7 separate regions of the Mus musculus genome follow, and regions 2, 3, 4, 5, 6 and 7 are each linked to region 1. The links are chromatin loops, found by intact Hi-C in ENCODE. Cell type or tissue: left cerebral cortex. All regions are shown on one strand.

Evidence for each region. A loop is a pair of places that touch in the nucleus more often than their neighbours do. Peaks named below come from ENCODE experiments on the same cell type or tissue, not always from the same donor. Only the 100,000 strongest peaks of a DNase experiment are listed, where the experiment ranks them.
Region 2: it touches region 1 in a loop (2.6-fold over the local background); 5 of 42 quality-filtered maps call a loop at or near these places.
Region 3: it touches region 1 in a loop (2.2-fold over the local background); 27 of 42 quality-filtered maps call a loop at or near these places.
Region 4: a loop joins it to region 1, with 2.3 times the contacts of the local background. A loop is called at or near these places in 17 of 42 quality-filtered maps.
Region 5: a loop joins it to region 1, with 2.4 times the contacts of the local background. A loop is called at or near these places in 15 of 42 quality-filtered maps.
Region 6: it touches region 1 in a loop (2.9-fold over the local background); 15 of 42 quality-filtered maps call a loop at or near these places.
Region 7: it touches region 1 in a loop (12-fold over the local background); 16 of 42 quality-filtered maps call a loop at or near these places.

What each region holds. Positions count from the first base shown.
Region 1 is chr4:41,706,558-41,710,557 of GRCm38, forward strand. No RefSeq gene overlaps it. Among named protein-coding and RNA genes, the nearest start is that of Rpp25l, 5.0 kb to the right of the region's middle. In left cerebral cortex, CTCF peaks have their summits at 744 (motif pointing left), 2,016 (motif pointing left) and 3,866 (motif pointing right); DNase peaks (open chromatin) are centred at 754 and 1,988; H3K27ac peaks cover 820 bases.
Region 2 is chr4:41,520,958-41,524,957 of GRCm38, forward strand. Fam219a (family with sequence similarity 219, member A) reads right to left here. Exons shown (of 6, transcript NM_001159583.2): 2 at 3,409-3,457; 3 at 910-1,012; 4 at 655-735; 5 at 1-9. It overlaps Gm12404 (a long non-coding RNA gene), which reads left to right. Exons shown (of 3, transcript XR_001784270.2): 3 at 1-94. Among named protein-coding and RNA genes, the nearest start is that of Gm12404, 2.6 kb to the left of the region's middle. In left cerebral cortex, a CTCF peak has its summit at 2,081 (motif pointing right); DNase peaks (open chromatin) are centred at 83 and 2,033.
Region 3 is chr4:41,568,103-41,572,102 of GRCm38, forward strand. It overlaps Fam219a (family with sequence similarity 219, member A), which reads right to left and starts at 1,436. Exons shown (of 6, transcript NM_001159583.2): 1 at 1,075-1,436. The coding sequence starts at 1,134. It overlaps Dnaic1 (dynein, axonemal, intermediate chain 1), which reads left to right and starts at 1,692. Exons shown (of 20, transcript NM_175138.4): 1 at 1,692-1,916. The coding sequence starts at 1,890. In left cerebral cortex, CTCF peaks have their summits at 1,636 and 3,572; DNase peaks (open chromatin) are centred at 327, 985 and 1,543; H3K4me3 peaks cover 1,963 bases; H3K27ac peaks cover 1,722 bases.
Region 4 is chr4:41,651,775-41,655,774 of GRCm38, forward strand. No RefSeq gene overlaps it. Among named protein-coding and RNA genes, the nearest start is that of Gm12405, 11 kb to the left of the region's middle. In left cerebral cortex, CTCF peaks have their summits at 1,762 (motif pointing left) and 2,633 (motif pointing right); DNase peaks (open chromatin) are centred at 1,759 and 2,631; H3K27ac peaks cover 440 bases.
Region 5 is chr4:41,602,993-41,606,992 of GRCm38, forward strand. Dnaic1 (dynein, axonemal, intermediate chain 1) reads left to right here. Exons shown (of 20, transcript NM_175138.4): 6 at 1-10; 7 at 231-350; 8 at 1,227-1,286; 9 at 2,704-2,838. Among named protein-coding and RNA genes, the nearest start is that of Dnaic1, 35 kb to the left of the region's middle. In left cerebral cortex, a CTCF peak has its summit at 1,925 (motif pointing right); a DNase peak (open chromatin) is centred at 1,936.
Region 6 is chr4:41,612,688-41,616,687 of GRCm38, forward strand. Dnaic1 (dynein, axonemal, intermediate chain 1) reads left to right here. Exons shown (of 20, transcript NM_175138.4): 11 at 1,543-1,660; 12 at 1,963-2,006. Among named protein-coding and RNA genes, the nearest start is that of Enho, 26 kb to the right of the region's middle. In left cerebral cortex, CTCF peaks have their summits at 1,654 (motif pointing left) and 3,726 (motif pointing left); DNase peaks (open chromatin) are centred at 1,646, 3,176 and 3,656; H3K27ac peaks cover 1,231 bases.
Region 7 is chr4:41,466,740-41,470,739 of GRCm38, forward strand. The region is part of intron 1 of Nudt2 (nudix (nucleoside diphosphate linked moiety X)-type motif 2); the gene reads left to right. Among named protein-coding and RNA genes, the nearest start is that of Nudt2, 3.6 kb to the left of the region's middle. In left cerebral cortex, a CTCF peak has its summit at 2,104 (motif pointing right); DNase peaks (open chromatin) are centred at 2,111 and 2,436; H3K27ac peaks cover 718 bases.

The DNA.
Region 1 (4,000 bases):
CTGTCATGGGAATCTTGTGTCAATACTGTGACAGGGGCCAGATTCAAAGCAGGGTTTTATTTCGGGAGGGCGGGAGTGCTTAGGAATCCTTGAACACGTGGGCGTCTGGGACAGGGGTGGCGCATCCCATCAGGTAAGGACAGATGTGCAGCTTCCTGTCTTTCCCATCCGAGACAAGTTGTTGGACAAGAGGTTCAGAAAGACAGACTGAGAATAAAGAGCTCAGAGATGCAGAAACAAAACCCAGAGATGTGAGACAGAGTGACAGGGAGTTGCAGGAGGGGAAGTCATGGGATTACAGACAAGGGGCAGGCCAGGTAATGTTTCTGTCAGAGATGCAACAGCACAGAGAAATGCAGGCAGAGAAACTCAGAGAGAGAAAGAGAGAAATAAAACAGCTGAAAAGAGAGAGGTTAAAAGAGGTGCAGAAGTGGACGGAGATCCAGGCAGAGAGACAAAGACAAAACGAAGCAAAGAAAGAGATCAAAACGTCGTGATTGAGAAGAGCAGGTGGCCCAGCCCAGTCTCCAGGTCTCAGTCTCTCCACCCAGGTCTCCCCAGGGTGTGCCCCTCCTTGCTAGTCACTTGTTTCCATAGCAACAGCAAGGGTAGCACCGAATTTGCATACACATTTACATCCTTTCTATCTGCATAATTCAACAGGTTCTGTGCATATTCATGAGACGGAATGAAGGTGACTCCGCAATTCCTACACAAAGTCTGACTCTGGTGCCCCCTACTTGCCGTACACGGTTGTGGCTCCAGCCGGAACCTGAGACCTGGCAGACAGCACGCCTCCCGCTCCTGCTCCCACTCCCAGCTGTGCCTTTTATTCTCCCACTTCCAGGCATTTCTCTTAGACATGTGACTCTCTCCCTAGTGGGATGGCCCTCTGGACATCAATATGCATGCACACGTAGGCATATGAGTGTACTCTGTCTGGTAGGAGGTGGCTGAAGGTGAGGGAGTGACGCTAGCTAGCTCCCTCTATGGAAGGACCCTTAGCCACACTGAAGGAGGACACATGAAAGGGTCTCTGAGAAATGCATAGTGGAGGAAAACGAAAGCCAAGAGAGAGTTCTCCTAGCCGTAAGGAACCTGGATGCTCTTGTCTCTCAATATGGAAGCTGACCAAGACCCTGGTTCTAGACAAATAACCAGAGAAGCCAGGCTACAGTTCAAATGAAGAAAGGTTACAGGAGCTCATATGGTGGGGCAGAGGGAGCCTGGGGCTAGGAATGCTTGCAGTGTAACAGGCATTGAGAGCCTTTGTGGGCTGGGAAAGATTCCCAGGGCCTACCCTAGCCGTGATTTTGGCCCATGATCTCTTCCTGGCTTCCTTGCTGCTCTTCCAATCCTGTGCTCCGTCTTCTCAGCAAGCTGTAGCACCCAGGGTTCTCGCTCTAAACAGTCTGGCATTTTACCTTGTGCTCCACCTCAGAGAATTCTGGAACCTCTCATCTCTCCCACAATAAAATCCAAACTCCCTGGCCAGGTAGACAGCCGCGGTCCCTGAGACTCACTCCTCGTTGGCCCTTCCTTGACCTTCAGTCACCAGACTGTTTACTTTCCTTGCGTCTTCCTATGTCTCAGTTCATGATTCCCCTCCATCCCTGCCCTTCCCAGGACTCTCCCAGCCCATTAGTCTTCAAGCTTTACACAGTCATTACCTCATTTTTCCTTGAGATTTTGCTTGTCTCGGGGCTTTTATTTCTGCAGCGAGGAACTTCTTTACTCTGTGAACCTACTGCGCCTGCCACATTCCTGAAGGTGAACTGCTGACATCATCGCTCACCTGAGACCGGAGGCTCTAAGTGCAGTGACTAGGTTTGTCACACTGGGTATTATCAGCTGCCTTTTGAACTGCCGAGATGTCACTTGTCACTTAGTCTATTGAGGACCAAATTTCAAGACTAGACTGTTTTCCTTCTGCCTTGGGGCTTCTTGAAAAGTAGATTTTACAGAGTATACGTGGGCTATCCCTTTGTGACTACTGCCACCCTGTGGTTTAAAATAGAAGTTCCCTGAGGTTAATACTAGTGTGTTTTGAATAGGTTTCTCTCCGGGTTTGTTTTGTTTGTTTTGTTTTATGACTTAGTTTTTGTGTCTCAGGCTGGTTTGGTAATCATTATGTAGGCTAAGGTGGCCTTAGATGGCAGCCCCCTGCTACAGCTTCCCCAGCTGTTAGGATTACAGATCTAAACTTCCAAGTCTTGCTTTTGAGTGGTCTTGAATTTGAAGAGACAAAGATTAGAGGAAGAAGATTGAATGATTAGGAGCGGGGGAGGGGAGGCATCAGTGTGGTCAGAAAGCCAGAGTCCCAGAACCAAGCCAAAGATGGACAGAGTCAGTGGGGCAGGCAGGCAAGGAGGTCCTTTTAGGTTACTCTGTGAATAAATCTGAATCTTCTCCTCTAATCTGAGAACGGAGGGCCAAGGGAACAAGGAATGGCGTGGGATCTAAGAGTGTCCACACACTCGGAGGCCCAACAGCGGCTCAACAGTCATCCCTTCATCCATCGGAATGATCATTACATACCTACTGTGTGCAAAGCATGTTCAAGACTCTTAGGTCACTTCAGTGGAGAAAGCAGCATCTGCCTGTTTGGTACCCACATTCTCACCAGGAGACAATAAATAAAAGTTTTAGTTCATTTATGTATATAGGTGTTTTGCTTGCATATGTGTGTGCTACATGCATGCCTGGTGCCCGAGGAGGCCAAAGAGGGTGTGGACTGGAGTAGTAGATGACTGTCAACCACCATGTGGTTGCTAGGGATCAAACCTGGGTGCTCTTATCTATGGACCCTCCTCTCCAGGTCCCCAAAATACCATCTTAAAGAAGCCAATTATATTTAGAGGGTGAAAACACACATCAAAGCGGGCAGGGCTGAAGTAGAGAACTGACTCTTGCAAGTTGTCCTCTGACCTCTGTCTGTGAGCTGCGGTGCATGCATGCTCACACATCCACTAAATAAAACATAATAAAATAGAAAAACATCTTTTGAATGGCTAGCCTCTGGAATTCTTTGCTGTTGTAAGCAACTCAGTTGTGGCACTTTGTTCTAACAGCCCCAGGAAGCTACACTTTCCTATCGCTGTGGCATTCTGCGTCACCCACCCCAGACAGCTCGTGAGGACTCCGGGTCACAGAACCCTGTGCTCTTTTAACTTAACTTCTTACTCAGGGTGGGCACCATGGCCCTACTCTCCTGTTACTATTCAGTCTTCATTTGTTCCTGTCGCAGTCTCAGAGTGGAGACTACTGGATCCCACATTCTGCTAAAGACATTCCAAGTTCATAGTTGTCAGCCTACACCGGACTTATGGCTTTGCCGTGCCAGATCTTGTCATATCTCTCAGCCGCAACAACTGTCTCAGGCATCCTGACCCCATCCGCTCTGTTTCTTCCTGCTTCATGGAGAGGACTTTTGGATTCTTATATCCTACCTGCACCTCCAACACCATCTGCACCCTTGCTCGTCCTCAACTCTTCAGACCCTCCCACTGCAGGAAGTCATCTTTGTTCCTACTTAAAAAATTTTTGTTGTTGTGGTTGTTGTTTGTCTATGTGTGCATGTGAACAGAGGTCCGCTTTCTTTTTCCGTGTTGGTGCTGGGACTGGACTCGGGTTAAGCTTGGTGGCAAGTGTTTATCCTCTGAGCCATCTCACCAACCCATGCTCCTACTTAAAAAATGTTAGTGTTTCGCTACATGTGTGCCTGGTGCCTGCTGAGGTCAGGAGAGGGTATCAGATGCCCCGGGATGGGAGTTACAGTCGTGAGCTGCCAGGTGGGTCCTAGGGATTGAACAAAGTGCTTTTTTCCTTATTTACACATATAGGTGTTTTGTCTGCTTTTACATCTGGACACCAGAAGAGGGCATCAGATCTCATGGGACTATAGTTAAAGATAGTTGTAAAATGCCATGTAGCTGCTGGGAATTGAACCTGGGTCCTCTGGAAAAGCAATCTTAACTGCTGAGACATCTCTCCGGCCCCA
Region 2 (4,000 bases), 190 kb before region 1:
TCATCGTCGCTGGCCATGAGAAGAGCGAGAGAGAAGAGTGAGTAATTTAGAGAGATTAAACAGAAAACGCTCTGCGTCTTTGCTATACCCGCCCCCTCCCAACAGTATGATTTAAATAACCCGTGCTTAGTATGCAAATATATGTTTGCTAAGGCAGGTTTCCTAGCTCGACCTTTAAATGGTGTGGCTTCTTAAGTTCCTTCTGGAGAGAACTGCTACCACTCTTTCCGCTCGTCCTCAGGCTGTTTTAATTTTTCTCCCCCTAGGTTCAAATCCCCCTGGCTGTTCGGATTTTCCAAAAGTCTATGGCTAGCCAGATGCTACCCTGGCATAGGGTTCTTCCCTGAGAAGGGGACTGGCATCAGGCATTCCATTAGGCTGTCTAGAGATATCAGTCCATCGTGGGGCAGCAGCTGTCTCAGCACACAGCAAACTGTGCTGGCCCCCAGGCCTCTCTCTGAACAATCCTTTAAAACAACCACCACCACCACCACGAAGCCAAAACCCACCCCCTTGGGAGACTTTACCCATGGAGAGTTGGTGGCTGAAGAACACAGCCCTTGTGGCAGTGTGACAGGTGTGGCCTGTTACAAGCCATCCGAGCTCACACAGCATCATGTGGCTTGCCTAGCTGCCCCCAGACCCCATACACACCTGTCTGTGTCAAGAGCTACCAGTGGCTTCTCATCAGGGCTCTGGTCCAGCGAGGAGTAGCCTTTATTAGGGACGACCAGCCTGGGTAAAGAGTGGGGAGTTGGAGTGACAACCGTCAGCCAGAGCATATAAACAGGACATTAGGTCCTCCCCCTCACTGTCATCTCCCCCATTCCCCTGAGGAGGGAGAGGGTGGAGACCAGCAATGGTAGGTGTTGACTGGTGAGGTCCCAGTGGGGCAGAGAGGACCCCTACCTCGTCCGGGCCATGACGTTGTTCTTCTTGGGTTGCTGGTTGACAGGGCTGCCCATGCTGCCGTTCTTCAGGGAACCCTTCCGGGCCAGCTCCCGTTGCTTCTCTGCGGAGAACACGGGAAAGAAGCTGTGTCCTGCCCAGCGGCTGCCAGGCCCTGCTGCTGGGGGCGACCTGATCTGGGCCTTTCCTGCAGACGCGTACTTCTGTAGTGATCCCACGGACCGCCAGGCACCTGACGCTCGGTGGACATGCATAACTGAGGTGGACAGACAGCTGAAAAGAGGAGGCTGACCCTACCCTGTGGGAACCACAGTTACTATGTCAGGCAGCCGGCCTGTGCTTGATGTCAAGGAATGGCTAGAGAGGAAGAGATGAACACAGAAGGCTGGAGCAGTCAGAGAGGCCTTCCCTGAGGAAAGTATGTACAAAAGCAACCCAAGAGGACATAGCTGCGGGCGTGAACGGAACGGAGGGAGATGAGGTAATAAAGAGGTGAACTTGGGAAAGGAGCCATTCATCAGTTAATTATTCACTGAACAAACACTAGAATCGCAATTATGCATCAAGTACTATACCACAGGGATGGAAAGCTTCCAGTAGTTATAAACTCAGAGCATGCACAGAGACCCCCATCTCAAGAAACAAAAGAAAGCAACCAAACCCCTCAGAGTGCAAAGGCCTTGGCCATGGGGCTGAGGCACTTTGGGATTAATGGGGACGGAAAAGGAGCTACTAAGGGTTTCCTTAGCAGGAGGGGCAGAAAGGGGCTGTGGGCAGGATTGGGCAGGAGGCTGAGGAGCCCAGTCTGCAATCTTTCCAGGGGCTCAGAGCCCCTGCACTTGTGGGGCTGGACATCTGCTGACTTACTACGTGGTACGTGCGACTCCGGAGAGCTGCCTGGAAGGAGGCTCAGCCACTCTTTCTTACTAATGTCAAGTAAAGCCATGACGAAGGAGAAAGGCTTGCTCTGTGGCAGAAACATGGTGGCAGGTGTGGGTGTGTGACTTCTTCGTGTAAGGGTGGGAGGAGCCGTCACAGCACCCGTGAGTCACTTGAAAATGATCTCTGATTTCCAAGTCTTTGAAGCGCTGTCTCCTACCCTCTAACCTCTCTGCCTCTATTTTAGTTTTCCAGGCTCTTCAGCAGACAGCAACTGCCATTACCATATCAAGCCTCTAGGGGGTGCACTTTGCCTTACATTTCTTGGTGATTTTCTTTATCTTAAGTGAGACAAGTTGTGAATGTCCATGAGTTTTGGTGGCAATTCTATGGTGAAGGAAATAAAAATGCTATTTTAACAGCATGCTAACTTTGTTTGAAATCATGAAAACAAACGGAGACAATAAGCTGACAAGGCTCAAACTACGGACTACTATGCAACCATTTAAAAGAATGAAGCCATTCTCTGTAGGACATCATCCAGGGGAGGGAGCAAGGCTCACAAAATGTGCACAATGTAATGCCGCTCTTGTGCTCAAGTACAAAATGAAGCTACAAGAACCTGGAATGGTTGCCTGTGGAGAGAGTACAGAACTTGTATGCATTTAAAATACTTTTATTGTTGCATTAAAACAACAATAAACAAAAGTAGCTGTACTTTGAATAGAATGTCCTAGGAAGGCAAGCAAGTCCATCAAAAGAGCTGCTGTTGTGTTTAGAAAATCAACCAGGGGGCTGCCTGGGTGTGCGCTAGAAGGAGAACTGCAAGACCTGTTTTATTTTTTTGAATTCCCTAAAGGCACAGGCTCTGTGGGAAAGAATCCTGATAGCTCGATATGCAGGGGAGCCTGATAAGAGATAAGAGGCTCCATCTTAGCTGAGGAATGAGGTTTTTGGTGGGCAGATAGAGCCTGAGTTCTGAGAAGAACTAAGGACAGTGACGACTGTATCTGACTGTCATATCTGTCTTGTGTGTGGCATGTTATAATTTCTCTTCAGGAAATCAACTCTTTGGTGGGAGTCTGCTATTGTCTTCAGCAGCCTTGGATCTGTGAGATTTTGGTCCATGAAGGGAGAGGGGCGGTGCTCAGCAGCGGGTGGGGTCAGACCTGGAGTCACTGGAGCTCTGGGCAGCTGCGGGGGTCAGGCGATCTCACAGCAGTCAGTGGACATGGGACCCACCCTAAGACAAGGATAATGCAATACTTGGAAAGGAAATGGGTGCTGGGGTTCTAAGGAAGGGACAGCCTCCCTGGACAGAAGTCACCCTGGCCCTGAATCTGTCCCTCACACATAGCAGCAGCTGCCCTATCTTTGGAGGCAGGCTCCTTTTGGCTGGCCCTATCCAGTGCTGTCTTGGGTTCTCTGCGGTGCCTGGGAGTGCGGATGACTTACTTGGAGGTTGGGATCGTCCAGCCTGAGCCACTTCAACTGTAGCACCTTGCTGTCAACCCAATCCAAGAGCACCTTCTTCACTCCCCACATCTCCCTCATCCCCGACACACTCACCCAGCTTCACTTGGAGCGGGGATGGTTTGTAATTCATGGCTACGGACTCACCCTCCCGGGCGTCACAGTCTCGGTCTGAGATAGAGGCTGCGGCTGGATCCTGTGGGGGGGAAGCAGAGAAGACAGGCAAGCATGTGACTCCAGGGGTTGCTCTCAACCCTGAAGCAAACCTTCTCATCTGCCCTCTGGGTTTCTGGGAGCATTTACGCTAGCAGCAGGCCAGCCAGCATTCAGGGAGGGAGAGGACGGGTCTACTATGTGCTGTAGAAGAGAGGAGACGATGTCCTACTCCCGACCAACAAGAATCCCAAGTAAGCTAGGCTGCTCCAGAAAACCTTGCCTGAAACCCACAGGGCTCCCTCTACAAAGGCTGGTACAAGCTGTTTTAGAGAAGAGTCTGTCAAGTTCCTCTGAGCTTGCAGGTGGATCGAGGTCAGAGCAGGTACTCCAGAGAGCCCTTCTTTCTCTGTTTCATCTTTGCAGGGTCTAGACGACCAACTGGCCAATCTAAGCAAGGACTCAAGACTAAAAAGAAGGGGAAAAAAGTCGAGTGAGGACTTCTGAAGTTCTCAGATGAGCTCTAAGCAGTGTCTCCCGATGGATGGGAATGGTGCCTGAGAAGACGGACCTGACAAACCAGCGG
Region 3 (4,000 bases), 140 kb before region 1:
ATCCATTACCTATTGGTTCCTGGCCTATCACGCCTCGTTTTAGATCTTACTAGCACAGGCCCCAAGGTGGGTTAAGCAATGAACATGGCCTCTACATTCTTTCCTCTCTATTCTCTAGGCCAGCTGGCTAGGCCTCTGACTTTCCTACCCATATGCTGACAGCAATGACAGTCAGGTAGCCTCAGGGCAATGGCCAGGAGGCACCTTCTTCTTTAGGCCATGCCTCCATAAACTGGCATCGCCCTCCCCCTTCCATCCCCTCGGCGCCGGCATCGATGACATCATTCCTGCCTGACTCCAGGACCACGGACCGGAGGCAGGATCCCCGCCCAGCAAAGACTCCAAACACGTAGGCCTAAGATGATAGGGGCTCTTCCGAATTCCGAACCGGTCGGCACGGCCCACTTCAGCACAGCTCCACCTCTTATCCTGGAGATACCTTCCCATGGACACCCTTGAGTCTCCATCTCGCCACCGCAAACTCTTCCCCTTCCCGATGCCCCCAGATCGAAATGGGGCTCCTCTCTCGAGAGGAAGGAAATTCCCAGGTTCTGCAATGAACCTCTGCCCCCATCAAGGCCTGGTTCCTGCTCAGCTTTGCTATATTTATCTAAAGGACCGGCGGGCAGGCCTCTCCTTTTCTAAAGGCCTATTTCCTTTCCTCCTTAGACTGATCTGCTGGCCTCCTCCCTCGCCCTGAGCATCACAGGCCTCGGGGAGCTAAACGCCTTTCTCATCCGACCCCCCGGGCTTGCTGCCAAAGATGCTCTGTGACATCCTCCTAAATTGCCCTCCACTAGAGGTGTGCACTAGAGTGCCTCCCTTGGTCCTATCCGACGGCGTTCTGCATCTGCTGACCGTGCCCTCCGCCCTTTCAGGTCCTTCGCTCGCACCGCTGGTAATCTCCCACGGTTTTCTCGCTCTGCAAATCTCCCTCCCCCGGCAAAGCGTTTTCAGGACTCCCTCTACCTTATCAGATGGCGCCCCCTCGCACAATCCCCACGGCCTAGTTCCTTCCCTCCCCTCCAGCGGCGCCCCTCCCGGCCCTGGCCTCTCCGCCGCCCGCCCCCTCACCAGCGGCTGCATCTCCGAGTGCGCGGTGGGCACCTGGAACCGGTCGATCTCCTCCATCATGGTGCCGGCGGGCGAGCGGGCCAGGGGCCGGGCGCGGCCAGGGACGCCGATGGGACCGCGCGGGGCGGCGGCCCCAGAAGCCCGGCAGATTATGCAGACTAGGCCGCCCTGGACCGGTCGGGCGGATAGGCGGATGGAAGGATGGATAGGCGGCGAGAGGCTCGCGGGATGACTGAGACCGGCGTAGCTCCGTGGGGTTGCCTAGAGCTACCGCGGCAGTAGCCCCGCGGAGCCGCAGGTCTTGCCTCGCCTCCTCCTCCGCCGCCGCCTCCTGTCAGCAGCTCAGCCACTGCGGTGACTCTGCAACTCCACTTCCGGGTCCGGGACACCGCCCGGATCCTGCATTATTCATGAGAAGGCGGTGTCTGGGTGCCCCAGCCCTTCCCACTTGCGGGAGCTCCTTGCGCGGAGGGCGGACTTATCTTTCTCTGCGGAGGCGGGGCTTAGCGGGGCCAGAGGATCCCTGCGCGCCCAAGTTCCGCCTCCTCCCCGTGTCCGGAGGGGGCGCTAGGTGCGCCTGCGCACCCGGTGCCTGTCGGTTGCTGGGTAACCGCGTCAGGGAGGAGCTGATGCTGTTCTACAAGGGCGCGAGGACCCACAACGTCAGCTGTCCCCGAAGAACCCTGGTGACTGGGAATTGAAGTGGAAGAGAGTCTGCACTTCCTGTGTGTGGTCAAGAAGGAGAAACTACTCCCCAGGAGAGGAAGCGTTTTGTAGGTTTTTCAGGGTGTGAGGTGCTTTCTATTCTTGCGGCAATGCCCTCGAAACAGATTCGTAAGCAGGTAATGTCTTACTGTGGCCTGCTGTCTTCTGAAGACCTCTGACCTTAACCGCCAGTTATTTCCTGTTGACCTCCAACCTCTCTTTCTTGTGACTCCTGGTTTGTGTTCCCACTGACCTGATTCTCCTGTTCTTTCTCACAAATCCTGCCCTCCTCTCCCAAATTTTCCTGAACCCACAGTCATTTTACTTTTAACCGAATCTGGTTTTTTCTTATTACTTCCATCTCTTCACAGACCCATCTTGTCTTGTCTTCGCCCTTAATCTCCCAACACTCCACTGAGTCCCTTCCTCATTCCCCTCTCATTCTTGTCCCAGTGGATTTTTTTATTCAACACTGCAGCATGGTCACTGCAGAGCTAAGTAAGTGGGGACATTTGCCATGTGGGAACTCAGAGAGGGGGCATGAGAACTGCACAGGAGACACGGAATAGAACAGATCGTGTGCAGGAATTTGGAGCAAGAAGTCAGAGAGGAAGAAAAAAAGACCCTTTTTCTAACCATGTTCCCTGCCCTCCAACACAAGTTTCCTTCTTATAAGACCCTCATTCACTTAGCCTTGTGAACGTTATGTTTCTGTCACCTGGCAATATGTTATCCCTTCTCACAGGAGAGTTGAATTACTCCCCAAATCACCACACATGATAAGCTAGTCTCAGGTTCTCAAGGAGCATTCTGCGATATAAAAGAATGACTCTTTCTGTCCTATAGAAATTGCTTTTATTTCCTAACGTCTAGCAGAGCATCTACTTTAAAAACAAACAAACAAACAAACAAACAAACAAAATGCTTTTCTATACTTAAGCCTAGGTATATTGAGGTTTGGAGAGCAAATCTGTGCCCATGATATCTAAGACTTCACATATTTTGGTAGAGGTTCTTGTATATCAACTTTGTGCCTTCTGCTTCTTTGACACGTGTCATCTACAGCTGAAGAACCGATCAGTCTTAGAGCTCTGTAGGCATTGAGAGGCTGTCTCTCCTTGTATTTATTGGTCATGCCCTGGTTTTATGTTGAGGCGGAATTGTGATTTGAAACTCTTGTTCTGTGCTCAAGGCAGCAGACCCTTAATTTATAGGCAGTTTGTTTTAAGTTGACATTACCAAGGTCAAGCTAGTTAGATATAATAAAACAGACCCTTTTGTATGCTTCAGGTTTTGATAGAATTGTTATGCGAATACAATGAAAACATAGAATATGTCCTCAATTACAAGAAATTCCCTGTGCCTTAGTCCAGTTGAGGTCTCCCTCCCTCCTGCCCCCTCAGCACTGGTCTGCTTTCTCTCACCACAGATGATTTGCTTTCCTGGCAGGTTATAGTTTAAACAGAATGAGTTTCTCCAGTCTCCTCAGGCGAAACACCAGTGACAGCTACATTGAAAGCAGAAAGAGGTGACAACAGAGAGGAAGGCGAGAAAACCTAGGCCAATGGGCCCGGCACATCTGCTGGAGGGAAGGGGTATTTTAGTACAATATAAATACTAGTGTGTTGTAAGGAAAGGCTAGGTTGTGCTTATCATGGTCTTGTCTCCCTGAGATTCAATTTAGATCAATACTAAGCACTAAAGTGTGGGATAAGCGGGGCATGCTTGCGACATTGTCTCTGTCTTCCTTTATAACAGAGCAGAAGTGTGAAGGCCTTACTCCTGGGGCTGAAGGGCAGAAAGGCATGCATGTGGGGGCAGTAGAGAGGCGTCGGAGAGGAAGGAGGACAGTGGGACTTAGAAGCTCATCCTGGTAAGGAAAGGAAAGGAAAGGAAAGGAAAGGAAAGGAAAGGAAAGGAAAGGAAAGGAAAGGAAAGGAAAGGAAAGGAAAGGAAAGGAAAGGTCAGGATTGGGACAGGACGGTGAGAAGCTTAAACTATTTGCTCCTGTCACTCTGATGAACAGATCTTTTAGTGCTTTTGAAGTTCTCTCTTCTCTCTCTGCCTGTCTCTGTCTCTCTCTCTCTCTGTCTCTCTGTCTCTGTCTCTGTCTCTGTCTCTCTCTCTCTCTCTCTCTCTCTCTGTGTGTGTGTGTGTGTGTGTGTGTGTGTGTGTGTGTGAGAGAGAGAGAGAGAGAGAGAGAGAGAGAGAGAGGAGGTGG
Region 4 (4,000 bases), 55 kb before region 1:
AATGTTGTTTTTATTTTATCAAGATTTATAATATTTACATTTTGTTCTGCAACTAAAATTCCCACAGTTTAATCTTAACCTAAATGGAATTAACGTCGCCGCCAGCCCTTTCCTATAGCTCTTCCTTCCTTCAGTTGTGGTTCTGATTAATTTCTTGGCTGAGTGGATTTTGTCTTTAAAACACAAAAACAAAACCCACAAGGTTTCATGTATCCCAGACTGGCCTTGAACTCGCTGTGTAGCCAAGGACGGTCTTGACCTCCAGACCCTCCTGAGGGCTGGGACTGCAGGCTTGGTTTAAGCAATGCTGGGGAAGAACCTTGGGCCTCACCCATGCTTGGCAAACACTTCACCAACTGAGCCACATCCCTGGCCCTGAGTTTTCAGGGTTTTTATTTTTCTAGAAAGGTTCACGAGTTCTCAACCCCACCCTCCAGACTCTCGAGTAACCCATCCTTTGTGGTCACCCCGAGGCCTCCGAGACACCACTTACCGTTGCAAGCTGGCCGTACCTTTGCAAGCTCGCCGCTTTGCTCCTGGGTTTCCTGTCTCTTACCTGCTTGGTGCTTTTCTGGCCTCACGTCTTCCTGCCAGCCGACTCTCACACTCCCAGCCTTTCCTCCACATCACTTTTGCGCCGTGTGCTTTGTGGGTGCTGCTGTTTCTGGCTTATTTGCTACATCTGCGACATTATTGTTTCGGTCCTGTATACTCTCTGTTGTCTCTCTCCCTGTTCACCACATTTTTTAGCATCTTGTCCTTGGGTCCTTTGTCCTATCCATTTTATACTATTAATAAGACCCACGGCAGGAAGAACTTGTGGGGAATCTGTTTCTTCCTTTGGTTCTATCTCCTCCTAGGTTGGTGTGAGTGTGTGCAGGTTCTGTTCCAGGCTCCCTTCCTCCCCTCCCTCCCTCGAGCTTCTGGCTCTCTCTTTCCTTCCTGCCTGTGGTCTTTGTGCCCAAAGGCTGTATGTATTTCTTTTTCTCTTAACAGTTGCCTGCTATGGCTCCTGCTTAACAGGCCTTCCCTCCTGTGCTTTCTTCTCTTGCCCCAGCCAATTTATCCTCTCCTGGAAAACAGCTCTCGAACCTGGTCTGCCATACCACCTCAGGGTGGCCTGGCTGGGGCTTCCAGTCAACCTTGCTAATGCTTGGGTACTTGTCCTTCTAGGATCCTATTAGACACCTGCTCCAACTGAAGGGAGAGCACACTGACATCTTATGGCTTTAGTTTAAGCTCCTGGAACGGCGGTCCATACCATAGAAGATATACCATGTTCTTCTAGCCTCTGTTAAGATGTCAAAGAGGGACACGGGGCTTCTAAACCGTCCCCTGACGGCCATGCTCTGACATTCTCTGTGCCTATGCACTTAACAGCAAGGCACCGTTAGGATGGATTCTTGCTCATCAATTCATCTTTTCTGAGTGCTGCTTTTGTGAGAGGAAACTCAAAGCTTGTGCTACTTTTGGGAAGGGAATTGTTATTTAAGAGATTCCTCTAGATTCCTTTGGTGTTCCTGTTCTCTTTCTATGGCTACAGCAAAGGCCTCATCTATGGCCACACGAGGCAAGCTACAAACAGACCACACAAATGTACGCCGTACAACATCACCTCACACTGAACACTGTGTGGCTGCACACAGTGCCACAGTAGCGTTTGCTGCTGTGCCTATGCCCTTTGCACACAGCCCCAAACAGCCCACCTTCCCTCTGGGGTCATTGCCTGAGTCTCCTGAGAACCTGCTCTGCCCCCTGGTGGCCACTCCCCAAGCCGCTCTCCTGGAAGTGTTCTGTCTACCTCCTTGGCCTGTTATTCAAAGATTCTGGCCTAAAACAGCATCTCTTTCAAAGCAATTTACCAGGTTAGGACCCTTAAGATATCCCCTCCAGACCGTTCCATCCACTAAGACTGTTGTGGGCAGCTAAACTGTTGCAGATAGAGTGGCTAATTTTGCCTGGAATGGATTTTTCCAAGGTTTGAAATATTTAGTACTAAACTGGGAAAGTCCCAGGCAAACTAGGACCAATTATAGATCTCATTCCTCCGATACAGGATGTCTTCAGATCGGTCTCCTCAGTCAGGAATCACCAAGCCTTCTTCTGGAAGGCACGTGCAGACCAGCCTCCCTTCAAACAGATCCCGTTACCCAAGCATGTCACACTGTTCACCGGCAGTTCCCCCGCCCCCTCAGAGTGTCATTACCAGATAAGGTCTCTCCTGCTGCTCTGCTCAGACCTCTTTTTCCATCTCATAGGAGAGGTGAAAGTGGAGGGAGTTATACACCAATCCTTCCTTCCTACAGGGCTCTAGCCCTTAGCTGTCAGAGAGATGGAACCTTCTAAGGGTTAGGCGCCCTTGGCTGTGGATATGTGGGCACACAAGCCTAAGGATATACAGGGCTTCAGGGCAGCACCAGGATTCACTGTTCTATCCCAGTGACAACGAATCTCGAATCTACACAGGTAGTAAACGCCCTACTGTTGGAAGCTCTCAGGCTGGGGGCTGCCCAGGAATGTTGCCAAATAGTTACCTAGGCCCAGCCTAGCTGCTGGGATGCAGAGACAGGATTCTTATGTTGATAGCCATTGGCCTCAGAACAGAAATGAAGCGCAGGCACGTGGCCGAGAGGGGGCAGCAGAATCTAGAACAGACAGACCCTGGCTTGGGCTGGAGAGGAGCAAAGGCCACAGACTGGGTCTGGATGTGGGGGTAGGAACTCAAAGAGTGGGGCAAAAGAGGAGGGGTTGAGTCTGGGAAGAGGGACCAAGGCTGTGCTGGTCAGGGAGAAAGGCACATAGACACATAGACAGGGACGAAATACTTAGAGACAGAGGCAGATGGAAATACAGAGGGAGTTAAGGAGAAAGGGAGGGAGGGAGGAAGGGAGAGAGAGCGAAAGGGAGAGGGAGAGGGAGAGGGAGAGGGAGAGAGAGAGAGAGAGAGAGAGAGAGGATAAATGCTAGGAAAGGGAAGGAGTTAGAGGGCAAGAGACAAAGAGGGAAAAGAACACCAAGAAGAGACAAAAGACAGAGGAGGAGAGAGGTAGAGATGAGACAGACATACAGAGATGCCAAGACTGGAACCAGAGGCTGGAGAGATGGCTCAGTAGTTAAGAGTGTGCACTGCTCTTTCAGAGGACCTGAGTTCAATTCCCAGCACCCATATCAGGCAGCTTACAACTCCAGTTCCAGGGTTCTGACTTCACAGACAGCCCTCTGTGTGTGTGTGTGTGTGTGTGTGTGTGTGTGTGTGTGTGTGTGTATTAAAACAAAATAAGTTTGAAAAAAAGGGAAACTGGGACCAGGACAAAGAGACAGGAATAGGAAAGAGACAAATATAGAGACAGGAATCAGGTCAGAGAGGAGAGGGGTGGAGGAGTTTAGAGTTCTAAGCATACAACAGAGCCACCATGGGAGGAGAGGTCCTGTAGCCAAGTATAGATTGATCAAGGCATAGAGGGGTATCCCATTCCCAGGGCACCTTGGGGAGCAAATAGAACTAATGTCTGAAAGACTGGGCCACTGCTACATAGGCTGAGGACCCGGCCCCCTCAGAAGTGTTCTGATTCTCTGAGTTCTGTTTTAGCTCCAAGAAATGAAGCTTATACTCATCTCAGGCTTTCCAGAACCACCTTGCAAAGGATTGCAGAGAGACGGCCCTCACAGGAGGCGGTGGCTGCCGGTAGTCAAAACCCTCGGAAGTGAATAGTCTATGAGGTTAAGGGGAGAGGACTTGCAAAGAGGGACAACCACTCTCAGAGTCAATAACACTGACCAGAAGGGCTTAGGACAAGGGTGATCCCTTGAAGTTGGGGGCAGGGAGATACCCCAGTTCTTCCCTCCATCAGCCTCCCAGGCTTGAGCAGGCCCCCCTTCCTCTTTCTGCCCCCCTCCTTCCCAGGCCCAACATAATTGCTTTCCCATGTTGCTAATGGAGGCCAGATTGCTGATGCCCAAGCCTTGGGTGGGCGGTGGGTGGGTCAGGACTGACCAAGGC
Region 5 (4,000 bases), 100 kb before region 1:
TGCAGCTGAGGTGCGCATGGTGTGCCTTTGTCCCTGCCATTGAGATAAGCTGTGGGTGGAGGCTTTAGATGAGACTGGGGAAAGACAAAGGGAAGTAGCAGCCCTGCTTCTGGCAGCATCCTCACACCCTACCCATTTCACCAGGTCAGGGCTTCCTCTCCCTCAGTCCCGACTGCACACTGTCTCCCTCCTGCAGTTAAGCCCTTGGCCCTCCTGATTTTTCTTTCCAGACAACTGAAAAGGTGATTGAAGAAGAGCTGATGGCTCCTGTGCAGCCCAAGGAACGGAAGCTCACGAACCAGTTTAACTTCAGTGAGAGAGCATCCCAGACCTTCAACAACCCCCTCCGGGTAACTCCCACTTTTACTTTGAAACTCTGTGTTATACAGTGGGAAGGTAGACACGGGCCCGAGATCAGTTCTTGCTTGTGACAGAGCAGACGACAGTTTCTCTCTCCAAGGAGAACTGAAATATGTGTAGCTGTATGTGAACTGGAGTCCCTGTAAGTTGGGCTAGACTTGGAAGAGGGAGTAGAAATCAGGACTGAAGTGTGCCAGGGGCATGGGGAGTATTGGAACAATACAACGGAAGTTGATGGTCTCTGTGGTAGATCTGCTTGGAAAAGCTAGAACATTTCCTGACTACGAAGGACCCTGAGAACCAGGCTGAGAGAGCCTGGCACAGTTTTAGGTGAGGTGTGCTCATGTGAGTCTTCTATGGTAGTGTATCTGTGGTGGAGGGAAGCGCCTCATCCCCTTGTGTGGTCACAGGCTTATGTTGGATAATCGGGGTGGTGCATAACGGGGACGAAGCAACTTACACTGCTGGATGCAGAAACCCTACTATTAGGGAGAAGCCTTCTCTTTAAGGAACATTAGCCCCAGTGCTTGTGGGAAGCAGGCCTCTATGCCCTGTGTCTGGAGGCTGGTGACAGGCTGGTTTCTTGCAATCTGTCCATTCTCTATCTGGATCTTTTCTTTACTAAAAACTGGCATAATTGATCTTTACAGTCCTTGCTCTCCAGCATAGGCTATGGAAGGAGACCAGGATGGAAAAACAAATGTGGGATTTGAATCATTCAAACTCTCACCAAGATCTCCTTTGCTCCCCCAGCTCAGTCACACCCCTTCCTCAGTGCTAACCAAAGGCTCCTATAGATAGATGCACTGTTGGGTTATGTGGGGGAGGGGGGCATCTGTGGCTTTCCTGTTGTTATTGTACTCTAGGATCGAGAGTGTCAGATGGAGCCTCCACCGAGGACGAACTTTTCAGCCACAGCCAATCAGGTAAGGTCCTGCCTGGGTGAGCCTGAGAGCTGTCACCATCTGTACTCTGGTGCATCCTAAAGCATCTGACAGCAGAGGTGACTGTCCTGGCTATAGACTCCTCTGCCAGTCTGCCTTGATTATCCACCCATCTCCTGCACGCTGTCCTGAGCAGTCAGTCTCTGAACCCTGGGCACCTGGCAATATAGGTCCTCACCAGTGAGCCAGCCACATGTTCCCCAGGGCAAGACTGGAGCTTCCCCAGAACATGGGAGAGTGCTTGTTCCCAGGGGCTCTAGGAAGCCTGTGGCATCCTGTGATTGTCTTTAAAGTGCCAGCATTCCGACTGCCTTCACAGCAGCCTTTGGCATTCTTGCAGATCCTCCTCCTTCCCCATTAAGCCCTCCTGCCTGGCTGTGCTGACTTGGACAGGATCTGGTGCTAGCAGGCTCTGCTCTTCCTACTGTGAGATCCTGGGCACAGTAGCTTCACTTATTTCTTAATACTTCATTCAGCTCCTTCCTTTGTCAATAAAGGATGATAAGGCATCTCTCAGAGGTGTTGGAGGGCTCTGAATGAGATAGCGAATGCTGAGGTGCATGGCCGAGAGGCATTCTAGCCCGGGGGTGAATCTCTAAATGGAAGGTGTGCCTGTCTGGCCTCCAGGTGGCAGTGACTGCCCAGTCTGGGGAGCACACAGTGATCTGCTGCCTTTGCCCAGCCCCAGATCCTTGCTGCTGCTTCTGCTACAGCCCCTGGGCTTTCTTTCCTTCAGGTCCAGTTGGCAAAATACCTATTTATTTCCTTTTAGTGGGCAGTGAAGTAGACAGCCAGCTTGAGCCAATATATTTACCCTGTTGCCATGGAGGCAGACTGCTTTTCTACTAACTTTTAAAAAATGTGCATGCGTGAGTGTGTGCTCATTTGCCATGCAATGGAGTCAAAGGACAGCTTGCAGGAGTCAGGTGTTTTTTCCCACCATATGGGTCCCAGGGATTAAACTCAGGCCATCGGGCTCGGTGGAAAAGACCTTTATCTCTGAGCTATCTCACCAGCCAAGAAAGATGTTTTAAAACATTTCTTAATTCAGTTTTAAAGCCTCTGGTGAATTGTTAGTTACCTAGTCCTTGTCGTTGAACATTTTCTCTGCTGGATGAGGGTTGAACCTTAGAAAAATATTGATTGATCTCTGGCTTACGATTCAGACCCTGTGCTTCAGAGTGGATGCGCCTATCTCAGAGGAACCCTGAAAACCCCTCCCTTCCTGTTCTAGAGTGAGTGATTAGCAGGGAAGACAGACTCTAATATATAATTATAATGAGCCAACTAGAGAGTGCTATGGAAACACTTTTCGGGTTAACATGACCAACTTCTGCACGCTGACAAGCTGGCCCGTGAAAGCTATGCCCATGGTGACTCTTGTCTTGCTCCTGACTAGTGGGAAATCTATGATGCCTATGTAGATGAGCTCGAGAAACAGGAAAAGACCAAAGAGAAGGAGAAGGCAAAGACTCCAGTGGCTAAGAAAACAGAGAAGATGGCCATGAGGAAACTGACATCTATGGAGTCCCAGGTTGGTAGGATGTCTTCAGCTTTGTCACAGAATGTCTCAGTGGGGTCCTGGATGTAGGTAAATAGTAGCTTGGGGATTTAGAAGGGTTTTGTAGATACTCAAAAGAGAAGGCTGATATTGAGGTGTGGGTGATTTCTTGGGAGAAGATGTGACGGCAGCTGGAATTGTACCTGGGAGTCCACATCTTCCCTCCAGTTGCCATTTTGAGGGTCAGAAGGGTTTGAGGATCACTAGAACAGACTCTTTTCTGTTTTAAAAGTACTTATTATCTGAATTGCAGGAGAGTTAAGGAATCTGCTCACAGTGGGGGTAGAATCTAAGGATAAGGTGCTCCCCCTTGAGTTTAGGGTGAAGATGATAATCTCTTCTGCCTTCAGTCCTCTAATTATGTCTGGTTGTTAAAGCAAGTGTGATGGTTAGTTTTAGTTATCAACTTGACAGGATCTAGAATCACCTAGGAAGAAGTCTCAATGAGGGATTATGTAGATCTTATTGGCCTTTGGGCATGTCTGTGGGGGATTGTCTTGATTGTATTAATTGATTATGGAAGACCCAGCCCACTGTGGGTGGCGCTATTCCCTGGGCTTGAGTACTAGGTTGCATAAGAGTGGAGAACACATGCATTCTGTCTCCCCTGACTGTAATGTGACTAGTTGCCTCAAGTTCCTGCTGCCTTGAATTGCCTGCTGTGATGTACTATAACCTGGAATTTTGCACTAAAATAAACCATTATCCCCATAAATTCTTTTGTCAGGGTATTTTTATCACAGCAACAGAAGTGAAACCAGGCCAGTGAGTCTTCGGGGCCATGAGCCAGTCCAAAACTGGTCCTAGATAACATCATCATCAGGCTAATGGGTGTAGCCACCTTGAGTTGTACTGATCATAAGAAGCCAAGCAGGAGTTTTAGAAAGGCCATGGGTGGGGACAGAGCAGTGCAGCCAGCAGGAGTGTGGGGGTCAGCGTGGAGTAAAGTGATCCAGCCACAGGATGATGGCATGGGGGAGATCGCCACAGGAGATGGACACTGGAGAACCTCATCTGTTCTAGCAGCAGAGAGAAATCTGGGTCAGGAGATGGAGCCCCAGAGTGGAGAGCTTGTGGGTGTGACCTGCCTTGTAAGAGGGTCACAAGAAACTAGAGGATGGTTTCAGCACTTTGG
Region 6 (4,000 bases), 94 kb before region 1:
AAAGTGTAATCATGAAAAAAGAAATAAAAATAGAGAAGTGTTACCAATTAATCCCCACACTGAAATGAGGGATTTTCAAAGTTCACTCGAGCTTAGGAATCTTGATGTGATCAAGGCTCACACTTTCCTGACCACTCATTTTTAAATTTTTTATTTATTTATTTATGGTTCCAAGACAGTTTTGAGGTTTGATTTTACATCAGGGTATGGGGCACTGTGGGAGGGATCAGGCAATGATTGGGCCTGTCCCAGACTGTGTAGAATTAGAGAGTCTCTTCTAGTTGGCCATCCTACCTGAAAGAAGACAGAACCATTTCCCGAATGCTGTTTTATTTCCTTGAATTCTTTGAAAGAACTTTGTCTCTGCTCTGTGGCTGTTCCTGTCCCATGCATTGGAGACAGAGGGATGGATATGACGTATGTCCTGCTCTCTAGGACATGTGTGACATGGAAATCAGGCAAAGGAATGACATGTCTCAGTAGAGGAGAGAGAGGACTGGAAGAGACAAAGAAATTAAGTCTTCTCAAAAAAGCCATATTCAGGTGGCTGATACAGGAGGATTGCCGTGAGCTCCAGGCCAGCCTGAGCTATGTAGTAAAAAAACCAAAAGTGTACTAGCACATACCTGTAGCACTAGGTACGTACTTAGAAGGCTGAGGCTGGAGGATCACTTGAGCCCAGATGTTCCCGTCCAGTTTGGGTGATAAAGTGATGTTAGGTTACAGGCCCTCTGGCTACCGGGCACAAATTCATCTCTCCCCCTCCCCCTCCCTTCCCCCCTCCCCTTCCTCCTCCCCCTTCCCCTGAAGTGTGGACTGACAAAGAGTTATGGGAGGACGCAGGGAGACCAGCTGAAGAATATGATAGTCAGGTGATGGACTTGGGGATCTTGACCTAGGTAGGTAGTAGCTATGGGTTTAAAAAAAAAAGATTAAAAAAGACAGGAGGAAAATATAAGACAAGGTAGAAAGAGGTCAGCCAAGGATTCCCCAGCTCCACAGTTTAGGTGAATGGGAAGGAGCTGCTTCTGGCAGCCTAGCAGTGATGGAAGGCAGACACAGCTTCACAGATGAAGCGGAGCTTTGGGAACCCATGGAGGTGTGTCCAGGTGCCCATTGCAGTGAGGCTTGACAGTGAGTATAAACTCAGACGGTATTTTAGGGATCTAGGATGCAGAATGAATAGAACTATTAATCAGCCTCTGGCAGCTGAACCCTTGAAATCTGGTTGCTCTGATCTGAAGCACTGAGGAGGCTCACAAGGATGAGGGATGCAGCCTGGGATTCTGTGCACGCACATAGGGATGCTTTACTGTAGGCCCTGCCCCACCAGCTAATATACAGAGAGAATTATGTGCTTGGCATTTTTCTAGATACTTTGCATGTATTAAACTCAACCTGTAGTCTCACAGTGGTCCTCTGAGATAGGTACTGCTGTTATCCCCAGCCCCAAACACAAAGAGGTTCATTGTATTTCCCAAAGAGGTATCGATTTGCTACAAAGTGGCAGTCCCTGGCTGACTGTGTCTATTTGCGTTGAAGATTTTAAGTACTATGAGGATACTGCTGATGAATACAGGGACCAGGAGGGTACGCTGCTGCCTCTCTGGAAGTTTCAAAATGACAAAGCCAAGCGCCTGGCAGTCACCGCCCTCTGCTGGTGAGTACAGATATTGCAGCAAAACTAGTGCCCCAGAGCACCCGCTGCGTGCCAAATCTTGAGCCACAAGACTCTTCTTCCACTTTACATCTTGAGTGTGACATGGGACACAGTAGGGGGAAATAGGACCTGGATCCTTTTTGGGTTGCAGGATCATCTAATGTCTACCATGGTAGGAGTCTAAGCTAGACAGTGGATGTCTGCAAAGCAGTTAGTCACCAGTGCCCATGGGAAAGAAAGCTCATGACCATGGGAAGGCCATGTCTGTTTCCAGTGTCGACGAGTTCACATTTCTTTTGCAGGAATCCAAAGTACAAGGATCTTTTTGCAGTGGGACACGGCTCCTGTAAGTGATCTTCCCATTCATTTGTTTGCTCATGCAAATATCAGACACTAAGTTCCTAGTCTGGTCAGAGCTTTGAGCCAGGTGTGAGAAATCCAGAGAGAAGCAGGATGTAGTCACTGGCCCTCGGAGAGCACTCACAGTCTAATGCTGTGCTTCTCAACCTTCCTGATGCTATGATCCCTCATTACGGGTCCTCATGTGTGGCGACCGCCAGCCATAAAATTATTTCTGTTTCTAAGTTATAACTGTAATTTTGCTACTGTTACAAATTGTAATATAAATGTTGTATTTACCAATGCTCTTAGGTGACCCCTGTAAAAGGGTCATTGGACACTCAGAAGGGGTCACGACCCACAGGTTGAGAACCACTGGTCTAATGGGAAGACCCCACTTTCATATGGGGAATTAATGCCGGTTAAAAGAGTACAACTGAATATGCTAACTGACCCTCAAAGAACGAAGGGGCAAGCTTTGCAGCAGAGGGGCCAGCATAGGCCAAGTCTGTAGGCAGGAATGATATGGCTGGGTCATCCCTCAGAGGACATGGTAAGCCATTTCAAGAAGGAAACAACTGAAGGAATTCTGGAAGGGCAGGGATATGTCTCATACAGGAAGGGATTGCAGGCCTGAGGCTAGAGACTGGGGGACCTGGTGCAGGTGTGCTAAGGAAAGATGGAGAGTGGGATGGAGGCCCTCTCTCTGCTTCCTTGCCTGGCCTTCCTGACCAGGTCTGAGGCAGGGTAAGGGTGAGGAAAGGTGAGTGTTTGAAGTTTATCCTTCTGTCACTGAGCCACTGGAGATCACAGTTACCTGTGTTCCTGGCCCGGCTGGGGTATGCTGGAAGTAGGAGGCAGCGCGGGCTGTTGACTGTATATGCAACTTGCTGTTCCTTCCTGCTATTTGGGCCAAGCAGGAACACCCACCACTGCGCTGGACTGTCCCTGTTCCTAATGGGAAGGGCCCTACATAGCGAGCCAGGCACAGCTCCCTAATGCTAACAGCTTGTTCTCTGGCTGGGAGGATTCACGTCTGTGAACAGGAAAACCCTTCCGTTCTTCAAGCTGCTGCTGGCTGGCAGGCTCGCAAGCTCCTGGTCACTGCCTCTTAGATGGCTCATCAGTTCTTTGACCAGGGTAGGGCTCCAGGGGGAGGGGGTCTGGAGGAGTTGGTGTTTGTCATTCCTCTCAGGGAGGAGCCCTTGGAGCTGCTCCCAGTTCTGTGGTCTGAGCCGCCTTTGAGGATGCCCTAAATGCCTGCTTTGTGTCCCTACTCCTGAAGGTGGGCTGCTGCCAAATGGGAGCACCCTCCCCCTCTGGCAGGGAATTAGAACACCCCCCCCCCATGCACACTGCAGCTACTGGGCCTGGAACAGAGCCTGAAAGTTGGGTAGGCCTTCCCAGGAGTGGGTGTGGACCCCCATGTGAGGCCCAGGCTCTCTGCTTGAGGCTGAGGTGAGAGTGTAGGAGCCTCTGCAGGCGGGAGGAGACACTCTGGAACATCGCAGCCCATCTTCTAGGCAGGGTTAGAAGCAACGTCCTCTGGAGGCCATCCATGGGAAGTATCCTTAGTCAGAGAAAGGTAATGCCTTCCATGAAGAATGCCTCAACTTGGCAGGCTCCAGCCTCCTCTGGGCAAGTACTCATCCAGGAAAGGTTTCTTTGTCCCTCCTTGGTCTTTGGAGGCACAGCCCCAGTGGTACCCACAGGCAGCTAGAGAGCTCCCTCTGGAGGATCACTTCTCTGTGCCCTTGTCTCCTCATTAGTGACATGGCAAGACTGACAACCAGCCAGGCCTCCATCTCAGGAGGCCTGCATGAGAAGAGCCCTGTGTGCTGCAGGAACGTTTACACACTCAGGCCAGTCATTGCCACCTTCTTGTTCTGTCTCCTAACTTCCCTGCAGGTCCCTCAGAGGGCCTGAGCAAAACCGGGTGTGGGGGGGGGGGTCTCCACAGAAGCCAGGCTGGGGCAGGGTTCTATGCTGGTGTCACCAGCT
Region 7 (4,000 bases), 240 kb before region 1:
CAGCAGTGTCAGGTATACTTTTCTATCTTGTACTGTTTTGAACTGAAAGAGGGTGAAAATATTTGGAATACCAGATAGGAAAGGGGGTGATTAGACAGGTAAATGCACCCAAATTCAGGGAAAGTGGCTCGTCTTAGTCAGGGTTACAACATCTGTGAGGAAACTGACCCAGAGCAACTTGAGGAAGAAAGGGTTTGTTTGGCTTACTCATCCTTATCACTGTTCGTTGTCAGAAGGAATCTGGAGACAGGAGCTGATGCAGGGACTGTGAAGGCGTGCTGCTTACTGGCTTGCTCCTTGTGGCTGCTCTGCCTGCTTTCTTATAGAGCCCAGGACCCTGAGTGCAGGGATGGCCCCACCCACAGTGGGCCATCCACATCAATCACTAAGAAAATGCCCTATAGGTTTGCCTACAGCCCAGTCTCATAGAAGCATTTTCTAAACTTGAGGCCCCCTCTGTTGGAGACCATACCGTGAGAAAGTAAGCCTTTCGCAGTTTCCCACCCTAATAAGTCAAATGGCCTTGTGTTAGGAGCCGGTCACCTCCTCCTCCCTATCCCTTCCTGGCACCTAGACCCTAGAAATTTGAATTATAGTCTCCTCTTCCTTATCTCTTCCTGACTCCGAAGACTTCTAAGGACCTGAGTTATGTGCTGAGCCCAGCTTGACACCCCGGGCTGTTAAGGAGGATTCTACATTCCTGAGATAAGACTCAGGGTGCCTCTTGCCTACAGTCAGAATTCAGCCTTCATGTCCCCAGATGTCTTTGTTCTTTGTTAATTCCCCCTCGACCCCTCCCTATTTTCTCTCACTGTGTGCTTATAATCAGGCTCCTAGCCTTCATTAAACAGACCTTGACAGGAATCCTCCTTGGTCTCTCTCCTTTTTCCTGCCCATTTCTCTTGCAGGTTTGTGGTTCCCCTCGTACCCACGAATAACTAGGTCCTGTTGGTCAGGACACCCCTCCTCTCCAGGGAGCCTAGCTTGTGTCAAGTTGACATAAAACTCCTTAACACATGGGTTGTTGGAATATCTATGATCAAAGCAATTCTTTTTCTAATAGAAAATACTGGATTTAGGAAACGAAGAATGAGATATCACTAAACTCAAGACCCAGTTTTCATTTGCCTTGTAGGTAGTCTATAGCACTTCAAATTCAACTCAGTTCAAAAAGAAATAGGTAACTTCTTCCTTTTCTACCCAGTTACCCAAACCAGACCCCTCTTCCAGCAGCTCACAACTGTCTGTAACTCCAGTTCCAGGAGACCCGACTCCTCATACCAATGCATGTTTTTTAAAAAGATGGAAATAAGCTTGTAACATGTCTTTTTGCCTGCGGTCTTTTCTTCCAGTTTCTTCTCCACTTTACTTACTGCCGAAATGAGTTTGTAAAATGTCAGTCTGACCAAAATACACTCCACCTAAAACCAGTAGTCCTTATTGTCTACCGGGTATGAATTAAGCCAGGCATGGTGGCATGCCTTTAATCCCAGCACTCCAGAGGCAGATAAATCACTGGGTTTGAAGCCAGCCTGATTTGCACAGAGTTCTGGTTCAGCAAGGGCTACATAGTGAGACCCTGTCTAAAATAAAAAGCAATATAAAGTAAGCTGCTCACCAATGGAATGCTGTTTTGTGTGAGCACTTTGCGCATCCCTCCCTTGGTCTAGAAGGCCTCCTTGCCTCACCTTCATATGAATTCAGCTATCCTTCAGAATCTTTATAGTGGAGCTCCAGGCATGGCTCAGTCTAGACATAACGTATATGCTGAGCAAGTATGTGGAACTGAGTGAACCTGGCACCCAGGTGAAGACCACACACGTGCACGCGGGCGGGCGCGCACATCCTTATGCGGTGCCCTTACCCTAAAGAGCCTCCTTTACTGCCTGTCTCATGTACCCCTTAAGATGAGCGAAATACTTTGTAACGTCTGCTTGGCTGCCTTTTGCTTTCACTGGGCTGTGAACCTCTAGGAAGAGAGATGCTTTTAGTCTTCAGTTTCACATTGACCCTTCAGTCCTGCCGTACAGGACGCACTAAGCGGACTATGGACCAGTGAAGGAAATCCGGTGGACTCCAGTATTAAAGCTCGCTTTCCATAGCTGAACAGCAGGTGGCACTAAAAGGCCACGGAACAAATTTTCCCTGAGCAGTATTTTTGTCCCAACCTTGTCTGACTTTGGTCTGATCCTAGAAACCACTGTGTCATTAAAGGTAAAAAAAAAAAAAAAAAATCTGACTTCTCCCTCTGCCAGATAGCAAAGCCACAGAATAATTGTGTAGCTTGATCTCCCAGGGAAGGAGACGAAGGGCAGATGCCCAAAGAAGGCAGATGCCCAGAGAAGGGGTTTTCTAGTTTTTTCATATGCTTAGGTTTTTTTCTTTCTTTCTTCTTTTCTTCCTTTTAGTATTGTTACAAGAAAACATTATCATGGACGGATCCCTCATTGTTCCTCCAAAAACAAGGAAGCTAGTGAGTTGCAGAGAAGGCCACGGTGGTGTGGGCTGAGGAAGCAGTAGGCACATGGAGCTGCTTATGAGCGAGCAGAGTCGCTCTTCCTCTGCTCTGGCCTGTGCAAAATTTCTAGACACCGGGTTTAGGAGAAACATGTGGCTTCGGTTCCTGTTTCTCAGGAAACAGCAGTGGAGTCTCGGACACCCGTGTCAAACAGGCACTTTTAGGAGCCTCAGGCTAAACTTTCCCCACCTGAGCTGGCTCTGGTTACGAGACAGCCGCCCAAGACCTGTTCAGTGGAAAAGCTTTTACCCAGACACCCTAAACAGACTCCAGATGAGTATAGATTAAAGACTAAGGCGCATTAAAACTGGTGGTGATTTTATTAAGCATTTGTGCATGCTCTCAGAGCCATGTGTAACCTTAACCCTATTTCATGATAAGCAGAACTGTTGAAGGTGAAAAAAAATTGGAATCTTTGGAGTTAGATTTCTTTGGATTCAAATTCACAATTACTAGCCATCATGCCACTGGGCAAGTATTGTAACCTTTTTTTTTTTTTTTTTTTTGAGACAGGACTCATGGACTCATGTGGCTCTAAAAGACCTCAGATCTATGTGTAGTGAAGTCTAGCCTTGATATCCGAATCCTCCCGCCTCTCTGCCTTCCAAGGACTGGGATTACAGGTGCAAGGTGCTCGTCACTGAGCCTGGCTTAACAATTCTTAAGATTTCAGCTTTGAGAAAGACATAGTGTGTGCTTTTGTGTTCATTTGGAAGGCAGGGGGAGGTAGGTCTCTGAGTTCAAGACCAGCCTGTTCTACATCTCTTGTTCTGGGCTACACTGTAAGACTCTGTCTTAAACTCCCCGTTTCCTCATAAACTAACTTAAAGGGTCATCCTTCGAGCTTGTTTGTTTGTTTGTTTGAGACAAGATCTGTAACACAAGATTCTCCTGCTTCAGGATCCTGAGTGCCGGGATTATAGGCATATGCTACCATGCCTAGCCTTAAAGGGTCGCCTATTACATTAGAAACCTTGGCTGTCAAAACTTGGCACAGGATAGCTGGCACAGTATTATTTACTTGACAGCATGGGGGCTTGAAGAGGATTTTGACCATCAGAACTGTGAGGAGGATTTAAGGAATTGGAGAGTGTGCACCTCAGATGTGTGAAGTTTGAGTTCAGTCTCTAACCCCACAAATATAAATAAGCAAGCAAATAAAAATATGTTTCTGGGAGCTTGGGGGAGGGAACTGTTTGTGCAGCATTCTTGATGAATATGGTAAACTATGGCAGCATAGCATTTATCTGCGAATTCTTCCCCCACCCTCTGCCCGTCCCCCAATGTTGGTCCTGAATCTCCTAGGCTGTGAGGAAAGTCTGTCTGTGAAGAAAGCCAAGAGCGTTTTCCCTTAGCTTCTGGAACCTTCTGATGACATTGAGGGTTTTTTGGTTCAGGTTTTTTCTAACCACCTCAGGCACTCTGCCACTTTTCTGAAGTGTGAATTGCCTGCTGTCAGCCTGGAGTTCTCACCTCCGCAAT